3 separate regions of the Homo sapiens genome follow, and all the other regions are linked to region 1. A link is a contact called in ENCODE Hi-C or POLR2A ChIA-PET data. All regions are on one chromosome and are shown on one strand. The core of a region is the stretch at or near the end of the contact, and the rest is flanking DNA. Distances in the headings are between cores, read along the strand shown. Region 1 holds the start of ZC3H18 (zinc finger CCCH-type containing 18). Region 2 holds the start of C16orf95-DT (C16orf95 divergent transcript). Region 3 holds the start of CHMP1A (charged multivesicular body protein 1A).

Region 1 (4,527 bases), core at 1,433-3,932:
TCAAACTAGTTTTAAAAATCACACAATTGGCTGGGTGTGGTGGCTCATGCCTGTAATCCCAGCACTTTGGGAGGCTGAAGCGGGAGGATCACGAGGTTGGGAGTTCGAGATCACCTTGGCCAACACAGTGAAACCCCTGTCTCTACTAAAAATACAAAAATTAGCTGGGCATGGTGGCACGTGCCTGTAGTCCCAGCTACTCAGGAGGCTGAGGCAGGAGAATCACTTGAACCCAGGAGGAGGAGGTTGCAGTGAGCCGAGATCATGCCACTGCACTCCAGCCTGGGTAGCAGAGTGAGACTCCGTTTCAAAAAATAGTAATAAGGTGCTACGAAGGGAAACGTGGCCTCTTAAGTGTAGACAATGAAATGAGAAGTGTAGACAGGGGTGTCAGTAGAAGAGTCTCAACTGATACCCACGTTTGCAATTTGTGCTCAGTTTGGTCTTCTTACACTATCTATAACTGAAGATTTTCAGCACAATTTAGAACTAAATCCTTAGTCCTCTGATCCACCAGATGGGTGAACTTGCCTAAGGAATGAAATAACAAGTGCCCATCGTCCCGTCTCCGTTGCTTTCTGCATTTGGCAGATGATACTTGATAGATATTTGTTGAATACATGACAAAAAACTCGTTAATTGAGGAACTACCTGTTGCCTACCAGAAAGGAATTTAAAATAAGTGCCCAGGAGGAGGAGGTTGCGGTGAGCCGAGATCCTGCCACTGCACTCCAGCCTGGGCAACAGAGTGAGACTCCGTCTCAAAAAATAATAGTAATAATAAAGAGCAGGTGCTACCTCCCTTCCGAGCAGCCCCTCTGGGAGGATGCACAGACTCCAACGGCACTGCTGAAATGCAGAGCGTTTGGGGACCTTCTCATTGCGAATGACCTTCCAAGCCTAAAGAAGTCTTCTGGTATTCTTAGTGGTGGCAAATCTTCCTCCTCTCAAGCTAGTCACTTTGATAAAGTGCTGCAAGTCAGAGTCTCACCTGATAAGGTGAGCTACCAACCACGTAAGTAAACTTTTGGTCAAACCTGGAGGGTGACTATTGAATAAGACTGATTTTCCCATATGACTACATTTTTACTACCACAACAGGAGTTCTAAAGAGATTCTGGCAAAGAAGCACCGATGAAATACAAGCACATTTTGGGACAATTACTTTCAACAGAGCAGTACCTATTTGAATGCCTAAGTTCTGGTACATCTGGTTAAAATTCTGACTCATAACCTCATGGACTTAAAATATCTAAATGAACGTTATCAAGGTTGGTGACAGACCCCACGTGCAAAGTGACCAAGCGTGACCACTAAACTCCTTGATAAAGAGGTACTCACCTTGAGATGCTCTGTAGCTGTGACAAAATACAAATCTCTGTAAACACGATGTAGGCCATAGGTTAACTTACCTGTTTGCTTTCTGGAGTGACTCCACAAAGCTTTCTTACAATATTTCAGCATGTCCCACCTACAACGGGAGAGGAGTTTCCGGCTTTGGGACACATTTGACTGGTTCCAGGGCTGGCTGGGCTCCATACTGCCCTTAGATAGTAAAATTATCAGGAAAAGACTCTCCTCCCAAAGCTGGGAAGCGGGATTCAGCCGAGGTCAAACCTCACCCGGATAATCCCAACTACTGAACGGGAAAGGACTACTCTACAGACAACAGGCTGGAGGTGAGTCTAACAGGAGACATGATGAGCACCTTGCTACACCCCAAACGGTACTTCAGATGCCAAACACTCTCTTCTTCCATTTTCCCAAATGGGTCTGAAGAATGACCTACTCTTGCAAATGAGTTAGCGTTGTTCGAACAAAGCTCATTTAAAACGGCCACTCTACCCGGCAAACTCAGTTGTCATAAAGTATTCAGGAAAAATGTTTGGCAGGAGTAAGGCTGTTAAGTTTCAGTTCTTCCAGCATTATAGCTGCAGTTGGTCTATATAAAGGACCCAGCACCTCTGATCTCCTAATCCAAGGGGCAAGGAAGTTACATACTCCTAAGAGACCGGCGCGCGTCTTGGGGCAATCACTGCGCCCAACCTGTGCACACTTTGAAGCTGCGGAGCAAGTTCCAGGAGGTTCATAAAGAGCTCAAAGTTCTCCGAAGAGCCCAGCAGCAGCCCGGGATGACCTACTCTGGAGGTGAATCTGGGCGCCTCTCACCGCCCCTTAGCCGGCGGCACACATGTGCCACGCGAGTGGCCCGGAAGAGAAATGACAGCTTCAGGAAAATAAACTCTGCCGCGGGGCGCGGAGGCAGCGCGCGAGGAGCTCGGGCGCCCAGGGCGCCCCAGGACCGCGGGGCCGGCTTACGGACGGAACTCGGGGTGGTGCCTGTCTCAAGGTCCCCTTCCCTGGGCCCGAGGGCCACGCTTCGGCCGGTGGGTCCGCACGGCCGGAGGCGCGCCGGGCTCCCGGGCCTCCCTCCCGCGGCCGCCGCCGCCGCCTCGGCGGCCTCCTCCTCCCGCCGCCGCCGGCCCGGCCTCCCGCCGCCCTCCCGGCCCCAGCTAACCTCAGCGCTAGGGCGGAGAGGAGGCCACGGCTCCCCTGGAGTCGGAGCGGCGTGGAGAAGACGTCCCTTGGCCCTTCCGCTCTTCACAGGTTCTGGCTCCAGGCTCGACACGGGCGGAACAAACGGGCTCCACTACCCGCGGGGGCCGGCCATTGTGCGACGTCATCAGGCCGCGACGGTAGTCCTACGGCCGGCGGGCTTCCCTCCCTCGCCCCGCCCCCTCCAGCTTCCTTCCGGCCTCCGCGCGGTTCCGCCCCCGCAGCGCGCGCCCGGACCCGCGCGAGCCAGCCGAACCCCCGCTACAGCGCAGGCGCCACGGGGAGTTCGCTTCTCAGGCGGCGGGCGTGCGGATCCGCGCCTGCGCACAGAGCTCCCCGCGGCCGCCGGGTCACGTGACGGGGCTCCGGCTGGGCCGGCGGGTTCTTCATCCCCGGGGATGATCGAGTTCATCAAAGTGGAAAACTTAAGGCGGTCTTCGTCGGGCTGATACTTCCTGCTTTATTGAATGTTGATATTAAATGCTTACCTCCGGAATTATTTTTTGAGGTATCGACTTTAGATTAAAAGCCTAACAATTCTTACCTTTCCCGTGGGCTGCCTGGCTCCCCGCGCGGTTCAACGCGAGCAGCGCCAGTGAGGGGACCTGTCGCGTGTCCTGCTCAGCGCGGTGTCCCACGGGCGCGTCCACAGCCCGGGGCGTCCAGGGGCTGCAGCGGTGCGAGCTGCTCTAGAGACGGAGGGCCCGGCCGGAGACCAGGGGCCGGCGGTTTCATCCTGCGCTGACCCTTGCCAACGACGTGGCTGGTCCTGGGGATCACAGGGCTTCGCTCATCCCATCTTCCTCCATATCCCCAAGGTGGAAACAAGGGGGCGAGATGTCCACAAACTGAGGAACAGACAAAATGCTGGCTGTCCATGCAGTGGAGTGTGAGTCAGTCATCAAGAAGAGTGAAGTTCAGACCCATGCCACAACATGGGTGAACCTTGGAAACATACTAAGTAAAGCAAGCCAATCGCAAAAGGACAAAACCTGTGCGACTCCATGCTATGGACCGAGTTCTGTCCCCCTAACATTTGTATGTGAAGCCTTAATCCCCAATGTGACTGTGTTTGCAGAAAGGGCCTTTAGAGAAGTAATTAAGGTTAAATGAGATTATAAGGGTGGGGTCCTGATCTGATAGGATTAGTGTCCTTGGAAGAGGTACCACAGGCCTGGCACTGTGGCTCACACCTGTAATCCTAGCACTTTGGGAGTCCAAGGTGGGAGGACCACCTCCTCCAGGAGTTTGAGACCAGCCTGGGCAACAAAGCAAGACCCCTGTCTCTACAAAAAAATTAACAGGGCACCGTGGTGCGTGCCTGTAGTCCCAGCAACTTGTTATGGTTACGTAAGAGGAATGTGAATTCAACCCTGGTGATTTTGGGTCGTGTCAGGAGCAGCCCTGCGACACCAGTTGGCACCTTCTGCAGACTCTATGTGTCGATAAGACAAGGTCCCACCCAGCAAGTGCCCTTTTCTCAGCTGATGAACATAAGCCTGCATGGACGTTACTGTCCATGGAAAGGAGCGGCCGGCACCGGCTGTGACAGACACGTGCCTGTCTGCGATCTGAGTTTCATGAACAGTAAACTCTGTTGGTCACAGCCTCTTTGGAAAACAATGTTAGTTAAAAGAAGTGCCCTGTGACCAGCAGTGCCACCCTCGACAGGGTTCTCCAAGTGGGACCCGGGCAAGCAGCCTCAGTATCACTAGGGGTTGTTAGCAATGTGCCTTCCTGGGCTCTGCCCCAGAGTGGCCGCACCAGTGACTGGGAGTGAGGTCCCAGGGCCCTGTGGTCCATGAAGAGCTCTCAGGGGATTCTGATGCCCAGTGGTACAGGTGGGCCACCGGACTGGGGTGTCATCTGCCCGTGGGCATGAGACATGAACAAGGACATAGCAGGTCTGTTAGTAGTCATAACTAAAAGAACAAAGGAGCCGGGCACGGTGGCTCATGCCTGTAATCCCAG
Region 2 (4,527 bases), core at 804-3,303, 1.3 Mb after region 1:
CTGGGACCACAGGCATGTGCCACCATGCCTAATTTTTAAATTTTTTGCAGAGATGAGGTCTCACTACGTTGCCAAGGCTGGTCTCAAACTCCTGGGCTCAAGAGATCTTCCCACCTTGGCCTCCCAAAGTGCTGGGATTACAGATGTGAGCTACCATGACAGTCCCTGGTTTTTGAGCACCTTTCATGCTCTTTCATATTTGATCTTCTGAAACTTCCTTGGGATTGGTTCTATGGTTATCATTATTTTAGACATAAAACTGAAGCTCAGAAAAGTTAGGCAACTTGTCTGATACCTGTCTCTGATAAGAGGCAGAGCAAGGATTGGGATCTAGGCCTTGTTACTCAGAGCACAGGGGCAGGGTGGCTGGAGTTTCCTTCACATCCCCAGCCTGTGTCATGATGGATTTGCTTTCCTGGTTTTGAACATCACACACATGGAATTGTCTGTACATTCTGGGGTCTGACTTCATTGTACACTTCATCCACATTGTTGTGGGTTGTGGTTGTGTGCCCATTTCCATTGTTGTACAGAATTTCCTCTCTGTGAACATGCCATACTTTCTTTTTAAAATCTTTTTTTCCTATGGATGGACATCTGGATCATTTCCAGTTTGGGGCCATCAGGAAGAAAGCTGCTGTGGGTAGTTTTGTTCATGTCTTCTGGTACACATAAGCTCTCATTTCTCTTGGGTGAGTTGAGGAATTAGTTGGTCATCAGGTATTCATATGTTTAGGTTTTGTAAATACTACCAGTTTGCCAATGTGGTTTTATCAATTTCATGAGCCATGTATGAGGGTTCCAGCTGTGACATCCTCGACAAACTAGGTATTGTCAGTCCTTTTAATTTTAGCCATTCTTGGGTGGGTGAGGGCAGTGAAGAGCTATTCTTGACATGGAATGACAAGACCTAGTGTGCCCGAGGTGAAGGCCTGAGCGTCCAGGGGAGCATGAGCCTGTCTTCTATGCCCTGCTGTGCTATGGCAGTGTTTCAGTGTGCTCTGGAGGAAAACAGCAGAGAAGCCGAGTGCTCCAAAGTGGGCAGAAATGAGACAGGCATAATGTGCTAGGCTAATGGTGACTCTTGGAATTTTGTCATTAGCTACAAAGAGGGCAGTGACATGATTTACACACACACACGGGGTGGGGTATCTGAAATATTAGGCAGCTAGTATGGCAGGGGCACCGTCTAATCAGCATGGATGCTGGCCAGGAGAGGACATGTGTATGTGCTGGCTGGAAACAGTCCTGCTCATAGGTCACGATCTTAATGATTAAATAACAAGGCAAGAAATCCGAGAGGGCAGTGCCTGGGAGCACCCTGTTTGCTCTGTGGCCAGAACGCAGCACACTGAAGTATTGCCCATCAGGGTAAGAGGTGCTCGTGATGGTTTGGGCAAATACAAATATTAATCCAGAGTATTTGAGTCTACATGAAAATACTGAAAAGTGAGGGAAGACCCAACCGTTTCCAAGAAATACAAATTGGAACTGGCGATAACTTAAAGAACATAATCAGAGAGGCAGAGGGCATTGGGTTTTACTAAAATATGAAGACATACGTCCTGTCTCCACGTCAGCAACTGCCCAAAGTACACGCGTTCCAGCGAAAAGAGCGGGTGGGGTGGGGAGGCTCAGGGCCAGCCAGAGCTTCGGTGCTTGCACGCCCAGGCCTCCGGGTGACGACTGCTTCCAATTCCGCGCCCTTTAAACCCCATGTTGTTAAAAAAAAAAAAAAAGAAAGAAAACCTATTTCTCTAAAAGTCACGATTCGAGCCCCACCTGAGGACGCAGCGATCCAGCGCCAACTCATTATCTGAGATAAAGGAGTGATTTTACCAGAAGCGCCTATGCAAGACGCAGGGCCCCGCGCGGGCTGCTCCCACCTCTTTCTCTCCTTGCAGGCTACCGAGACCCTGGCTGGGGCGGCCGGCGGCCCCTCCGGCCCATCCGTCGGAAATGATGAGTGGCTCCAGTGGCCGGGGTCCGCAGGACCTACCCCAGCGGGCATGGCGGGAGCCCCGCAGCCCCACACAGCCGCGCTCTGAGCCGCTGACCCCGCGTCTCTCGTGAGGGACCAATCAGCTGCCAGCTAAGGTCACATACCTAGAAGGCCAATTTTGATTGGCTGGGCGCGGGCTAGTCAGCGGGACGGGCGGGCGCGCGGGCGTTGTTGGGCTCCTCTGAGCGGTTGAGGTTGGGGCTGGGGTTGAGCTCGGGTTGGGTTCCTCCTGGGGCAGGAGGGAAAGGCGGGAGCCAGGGCGTCAGGGCCTGCGGACGATGTGTGTGTGAAAGGGCGCGTCAGCCATAAGAAGCCATATGCGTGCGAGCCGGTCCCCACCGTCCCCGCGGCGTTGTCACCATCATCATGAGGCCACTGGAGCAGCCTCAGGCGCTGCTGCCGGGGGGCCGGGCGCGGGGTGCGTCGGGCTCTGCAGGTTGGCACTCACACCCAGCGCGCAGGATGGCAGGCAAGTGAGTCCTGAATCCTGCCCGCGGCTACCCGACACCTCGCCTGTGAGTTCCCGGCCCGGCATTGCTCCATGACCTATGCACAGGCAGAACTCTTGACCGCCACCCACAGGAACCTCACTTACATTGGCTTAACAAAAACGCAACTGATGGTTCCACATAACTGAAAATGTCAGAAGTAGGCCTTCAGGCATGGATGTATCCAGGTACACATTGACCATGGTCCTGGAAGGTTTCTCTCCATCTCTCAGCTTCCTTCCTTTTTGCTGGCTTCCCTTGTGGAGGCAAGATGATCACCAGGACCTCCTGAGGTTTACATGTTATCAGATTATCAACCTCAACAAAAAGGAGATTCTTTTTTTTCCCAGCTTTCCAGGCTGGGCAGTGGTGAGTTTGGCCCACCTGAACTACAAGGACTGAGATGGCTGTGGCCCCCCCCCTCCCCACCAGGAATATAGCAGTGCTGTCATTACCAGAAGGGGCCTCGGATGCTGTGGAGGGCAGTGCCCCATCCTCTGTTTTCAAGCATTATCTGGGAGAGTTGATGCGTGAACCTATTACTCTCACAAAAATAGCAATAATAATAATGGTTATTATGACAATGAAACCCAAAAACACTTATATCGCTCTTACGGTTTCCACATACAAAGCACTTTGACCCACTACTGTCAGGGAAGCAGGGCTTTGCACCCACTGGAGACGCTTCATCCAGCCAACATTCAAGCAGTTTGTTGGGGAGTGGAACAGGGAAGAGCCACACAGGCTGTGTAACCCCAAGTGCTTTGTCATCCCAGAGACAAAGCACCCGGGTTTTTATAGTGGAAGGAGGTTCATTAATGGACAGTTTGACGATGTTTTTTCTTCAGTATTTCAGTAAGTTGAGGGTGTCTGACAGATCATCCTAGGTGATGTGATTGGCAGCTACATGTCTTGGAAAGTTCTCAGCAGGTTGGAATGCTCCTGTCTTTTCTGATGCTCCAAGCACAAGTGTAGCTGGAGTCAGCTTGAAGCTGGTTGGCTTGGGAATGCAGGATTCCATGACAGCCAGCCCCCAGGAGCCCCTAGACATTCACGCATGAGCTAGCACACGCCTGCTTCTGATGTCACCCTCTCACTCTTCTTGGGCTCAGAGGATCCCCCCATCCCCACCACCCGTGGGCTTTATTATTAAGAGTCAGTTCTGAGAAGACAGGTCCAGGCCTGTGCTCTAGCATCCCTGCCCCCTAGTTTACACAAACCCTAAGCTTTTCTGTTCTTCTCTTCTAGGAATAGCACATTTCAAACCTACAAGAAAGAAGTGTGCCTCCCCCGTCATTCGGTAAGGAAAGCAAATCCTCAGCCACTGGCCCTGACCCCAACATATCCCTGTGGGGTGAGGAGAGCAGGGAATGTGGGTCCAGAAGCTGCATCCCATGAGAGAATCCTCCAAACACAAAAGTGTGGTTGCAGGAGCTATCCCTGGGCCTCCAGAACACCTCCCAGGCCCTCACAACACCTCAGAGTTCAGGAGGCCACCTAATATACCTGCTCTGGGCATCAGCTTCTCCGTGTGCCCCTGGAGGTGATGGCAGCACCTCTCCTTCCTGCCTGAGGGTGTTGCGAAGGTCACATGGGATGGATGTGGAAGCTCTTGCACACCAGAGTGTGACAGATGGCCATAAAGGCAGCACTCATGTGCGCATAAGCTCTAGAGCTGCTTGTACATGCCCATTTTCAGAGGGGACCACGAGACTTGCTCATTGTAGCACAGCAGGAAGCAGCTGAGAATCCCAGCGCACCTGATTTGCAAGCTCCGGGGGATCCCCCTCCAAATGACCTTGGAGGCCTCAGGGCGAGCCACGGTAGCCTGCCTCTTTCCAAGCTGCAGTAGGAGCTGGGGACCCTGCCCCCGGACACCATCTTCCTGAGCACGGATCTACTGTGCTTGAGAGCCTCCTGTCTCCCTGCAAATGCAGCATCAAGCTCAGTTCTGTCATTTCTGGATCTTACTCAGATGCACCCTGGCCCCTGGGCCATCTGCTGTGAATGCCAGACCAGATTCGGGGGCCGCCTGCC
Region 3 (4,527 bases), core at 921-3,420, 1.1 Mb before region 1:
TGGGAATTCAAATCCAAGTCTTTCTTCCAAGTCCAAGGCCCAGAGCCTCCTACTTTCAGCCCTTGATCCTACAAGCGTGTCAGTGTGAAGCAGTCCAGGCCCAGCTCCTCTGCCTAGCAGGCCAGTCATCCCCCTGACATTCTTTCTTGTCTGACCCGAGTGGTTCTCTCCTTATTATTTTTTTTTTTTTCTGAGACAGAGTCTCACTCTGTAGCCCAGGCTGGAGTGCAGTGGTGCGATCTCGCTCACCACTACTTCTGCCTCCCGGGTCCCGGTTCAAGGTTCGAGCAATTCTCCTGCCTCAGCCTCCTGAGTAGCTGGGATTACAGGCACATGCCACCACGCCCAGCTAATTTTTGTATTTTTAGTAGAGACAGGGTTTCACCACGTTGGCCAGGCTGGTCTTGAACTCCTGACCTTAAGTGATCCACACGCCTCGGCCTCCCAAAGTGCTGGGATTACAGGCGTGAGCCACTGCGCCCAGCCGAGTGGTTCATTCTTGTGATGAAACTTAAAACACCTCCTCCTGGCACAGGCCCCCAATCTCCTCGGACGGCAGGCTCTGCGGGTTCTCCCTGCCTGACCCTTCTGCAATTCCTACTGCAAGGCCTTGCTGGCTCCCACTGGGCCACAGCAATGGGTCTCTGACCGGGCCACCTCCCCTGCGAACTGGCTTCCCCTGTTGGTAGGCACAGACCTCATCATGCCGCCCTTGTTTTTTATTTTTAAATATTTATTTTTTGTAGAGACAGGGTCTCACTATGTTGCCCAAGCTGGTCTTGAACTCCTGGGCTCAAAAGATCCTCCTGCCTCGGCCAAATAACTGGGAGGACAGGTGTGAACTACCGCCCCAGGCAGCACCTCCGTTGTTTAAAATATTTAACGCTTCCAGCTCCACGTGGTAAAACTGATGGAAAACTTTGTATTCTAGCTTCTTCCTACTTTTGGGGCCTCATCTTCCCCACACACACCCAAAGGTCTGGCCACACTAGGCTGTTATAAAAGACACCTTTGTCGCACCCAGGTTCTACTCCTCGGTCACCCTCCGCAATGTACTTATCCCCACAGCCCTCGGAGAGCTACAGTCCAGCCTGGGACGGCCTCCCAATGCTCTGTTCCAGTGTGCGGAGGCTCAGGGATTCTCAGTGGCACCAAGATACCCAGCCCTCGAGGAGAACCTCAGGTGAGACACACGCACACTGCCCCAGCCCCTCGACCACCTGGTACGCACTTATCACTCGGGAACTGACCTACATTTTCATTAAACTTATGTTTTCAACTAAGATTTCTGGATATTTACCTCCTACATAAAGTTCCCAAAACAAACCAGTTTCATCTTTACGGCGCGTGCCTGCTACTAGTGTCCATCCGGTAGGGTCTTACAGTAGGCTCCTCACCCCAGCCCCAGATCCTCCAAGCCACTGACCTCGCTTCGCTCCCTCCCGCCGTCTCCTACCTTCCAGCGAAGCTGCCGGCGGCGGGTGCTTGGCTGTCCCGGCCCCCGGGTGGAGGCTGTCCACAGGCTTCTCCGACTCCCTGTCTGCCTGCCTGGCTTCCTGGGAATGCTTCTCCATCAACTTCTCCTTAGATTTTGGAACTGAATAGGTGGATCCCTTCTTTTGCTCCTCACCTGAAATATATGGATCATCCGTTAGACCCGGGACTTACCGAATGCAGGGCAGTGGGTCCCATCGTCTTCAGTCGCCTGCGTGGGTCCAGAATAAGCTGGCTTCAAGTCTCGAGTCTCCGCGTTTCCGTAACCGCCTCAGGCGGGAAACGCGCCGTCCGTGGCGGACTCGGCGGCAGGAACGGTTCGCACCGGGCCGAGCCTGGCGCCTGCGCTCACACCGCCCCGCCCAGCCCAGCCCCGCCCTGGGCCCGCGCCCAGGGGCGGAGACGCGGGGAGCCCAGCGCCTGCGCCTCCTTTACCTTTCCTGGGTTTCTCTTTGCTTTTGGAAAGGCCCATGGGTGAGCCCACCGCCCCCTCCGACGCAAGCCCGGGTCCCCACACCTCCGCGGCCGCGGAGCCGGGAGCGACTCACAAAAGGTCCTCGCGCCAGCGGCGTGCGTCACCATGGCGACCGCGCGCCGCGCAGCCGCGCCCCGCCCCTCTGGCGGGACCGGCCACCATCCTCTCGCGAGAGCATCCCGTGCGACCGGAAGTGGGGCGGCGACCCCGGAAGTCCCCGCCGGGTGCAGCTTGGTCGGTTCGATCGCCGCCGGGACCTGACACCGCCCGGAGTTGGCGTCCCTTCTCCCTCTCCGAGTGCTGCTCCTGTCATTGTGGCCATGGACGGTAAGAGGTCGCGGCCGTCCTCCGGGGACTCGCGCGCGGGGCGGGGCCGCTTCTCCCACTGGCGTGGGCTCCGCCCACCTGGGGCCGCGGGCAGGACTCAGGAGAGCTCGGGCCTCGACCGTCGATCCCCCGGGACCCCATCCCCAGGGCCTCGACCACCGACCTGGGACCCCTTTTCCCGGTCGTCGTCCCCCGATCCCCGACCCGGACCCCATCCCCAGGGCCTCGACCACCGACCTGGGACCCCTTTTCCCGAGCCTCGTCCCCCGATACCCGACCCGGAACCCCTTCCCCAGGGCCTAGACCACCAACCCGGGACCCCTTTTCCCGGGCCTCGACCCTCGATCCCCGACCCGGAACCCCTTCCCCAGGGCCTCTACCACCGACCCGGGACCCCTTCTCCCGGGCCTCGACCCCCGACCACCGACCGGGACCCTTCCCAGGCCCCCGACCCCCAACCCGAGATCCTTTACCCCGGGCCTCGACCCTCGACCCGGGACCCCTCCCCCCAGGCCTCGATCCCCGACCCCCGATTCGGGACCCCTTCCCCGGGGCCTCCATCCCCAAATCTCAACCCGGTATGCCTTCCCCGGGGCCTCGACCTCTGACCCCCAACCATGGACCCGGGACCTAGACTCCCGACCCAGGACCCCTTGCCCAGGGCCTGGACCCCCGACCACCGACCCAGGACCCTTTCCCCCGCCCCTGGCACTCCTCAGCGTCAGGCGCCCTTTCCCGCCAGCTCGGTAGGGGGGACTGTGCGATGCCTGTTCGGCCTTTCGGGACTTGGAATGTCGGGTCAGAGGGCACCAGAAAAAGTGACAGTTGCACCCCCTGCCCCAAACAGCATCACTGCAAATCAGAAGGACTCAGACAGAAAGCGCTCCCTGAGTGCCAGGCCCTGGTCACAGCAGCTCTTTGCGTCCATTCTCCATGTGGGGAAGCAGAGGTTTGAGCAGGAGCCAGCACAAGCGTTTCTGTGCTCAATGGGTCGCCCTAATTCTTACCTTCTACATCTGGGGCTAGCCGGCTGTGTGCTCAGGGATACCAAAGAACAGGAAGAATCTGGCAAAATGAAGTCCTATGTTTGCTGAAACATCGTTGGGCTGGTGTGATGGGCAGGCTTTTAAAAATACTTTTTGAAGGGCTGGGCGCGGTGGCTCACGCCTGTAATCCCAGCACTTTGGGAGGCCGAGGCCGGCGGATCGCAAGGTCAGGAGATCGAGACCATCCTGGCTAACACAGTGAAACCCCATCTCTACTAGAAATACAAAAATATTAGCCAGGCGTGGTGGCGGGTGCCTGTAGTCCCAGCTACTCGGGAGGCTGAGGCAGGAGAATGGCGTGAACCCGGGAGGCGGAGCTTGCAGTGAGCCGAGATCGCGCCACTTCACTCCAGCCTGGGCGACAGAGCGAGACTCCGTCTCAAAAAAAATTCTTTTAGTTAGAAGTGTGAAAAGCTATAGTACCACCGTGTCATCATCATGAAGGAAATGTGTAGAGATTTTCTGCCCTGAGAGAAGATGAAAGATAACATCTACCTCCCGCCACAAAAAATATGCTGGCCAGGCCGGGTGTGGTGGCTCAGGCCTGTAACCCCAGCACTCTGGGAGGCCGGGCGCGGTGGCTCACGGCTGTAATTCCAGCACTTTGGGAGGCCGGATGTGGTGGCTCACGCCTGTAACCCCAACACTTTGGGAGGCCGAGGTTGGTTGATCACCTGAGGTCAGGAGTTTGAGACCAGCCTGGCCAACATGGTGAAACCCCGTCTCTTCTAAAAATACAAAAATTAGCTGGGCCTGGTGGCGTGCACGTGTAATTCTAACTACTTGGGAGGCTGAGACAGGAGAATCGCTTAAACCTGGGAGGCAGAGGTTGCAGTGAGCCAAGATGGTGCCGTTGCACTCTAGCCTGGGTGATAGAGTGAGACTCCGTCTCAAAAAAAAAAAAGAAAAATTGTGGCTTTTCACTCCACAGCTCACTCAACTCTTTTGAGGGGACTTCTCTCAAGCCCATGTCAGATTTCCTCAGAGTCAGATTTTGCCTTAGCTGGGTTTTTGTGCTGCCACACACGGCTGGAAGAGAAAGCTGAGGTGAGGAAAGCTGAGGTGAGGGAAAGCTGAGGTGAGGAAAGCTGAGGTGAGGAGAGCTGAGGTGAGGGAAAGCTGAGGTGAGGGAAAGCTGAGGTGAGGGAAAGCTGAGGTGAGGGAAAGCTGAGATGAGGAGGGCGG

The links. Hi-C counts contacts between places; a loop is a spot of excess contacts on that map. ChIA-PET counts read pairs that join two places held with the same protein, here RNA polymerase II (POLR2A). Pooled maps may share reads with other maps.
Region 2: a loop to region 1 is called in a pooled map, with 16 times the contacts of the local background. The contact joins the promoter of C16orf95-DT here to the promoter of ZC3H18 in region 1. A Hi-C loop is called at or near these places in 6 of 50 pooled maps.
Region 3: a pooled map shows a loop between it and region 1 (12-fold over the local background). The contact joins the promoter of CHMP1A here to the promoter of ZC3H18 in region 1. A Hi-C loop is called at or near these places in 3 of 50 pooled maps. POLR2A ChIA-PET finds 5 or more read pairs at or near these places in 3 of 52 experiments (Caco-2, GM12878 and activated CD8-positive, alpha-beta memory T cell).

Annotation. Positions count from the first base shown.
Region 1 is chr16:88,568,558-88,573,084 of GRCh38, reverse strand. ZC3H18 (zinc finger CCCH-type containing 18) reads right to left here and starts at 2,682. Exons shown (of 18, transcript NM_144604.4): 1 at 2,519-2,682. RefSeq lists enhancers at 2,092-2,141, 3,232-3,281, 3,392-3,501 and silencers at 2,412-2,481, 2,662-2,991.
Region 2 is chr16:87,315,035-87,319,561 of GRCh38, reverse strand. C16orf95-DT (C16orf95 divergent transcript) reads right to left here and starts at 2,053. Exons shown (of 2, transcript NR_135180.1): 1 at 1,840-2,053; 2 at 1,519-1,705. C16orf95 (chromosome 16 open reading frame 95) reads left to right here and starts at 2,170. Exons shown (of 7, transcript NM_001195124.3): 1 at 2,170-2,471; 2 at 3,739-3,790; 3 at 4,466-4,527. The coding sequence starts at 2,320. RefSeq lists enhancers at 2,143-2,592, 3,849-4,349.
Region 3 is chr16:89,655,351-89,659,877 of GRCh38, reverse strand. CHMP1A (charged multivesicular body protein 1A) reads left to right here and starts at 2,170. Exons shown (of 7, transcript NM_002768.5): 1 at 2,170-2,296. The coding sequence starts at 2,290. SPATA33 (spermatogenesis associated 33) reads right to left here and starts at 2,042. Exons shown (of 3, transcript NM_001271907.2): 1 at 1,930-2,042; 2 at 1,457-1,630. The coding sequence starts at 1,966. RefSeq lists an enhancer at 1,889-2,058 and silencers at 1,774-2,163, 2,384-2,443.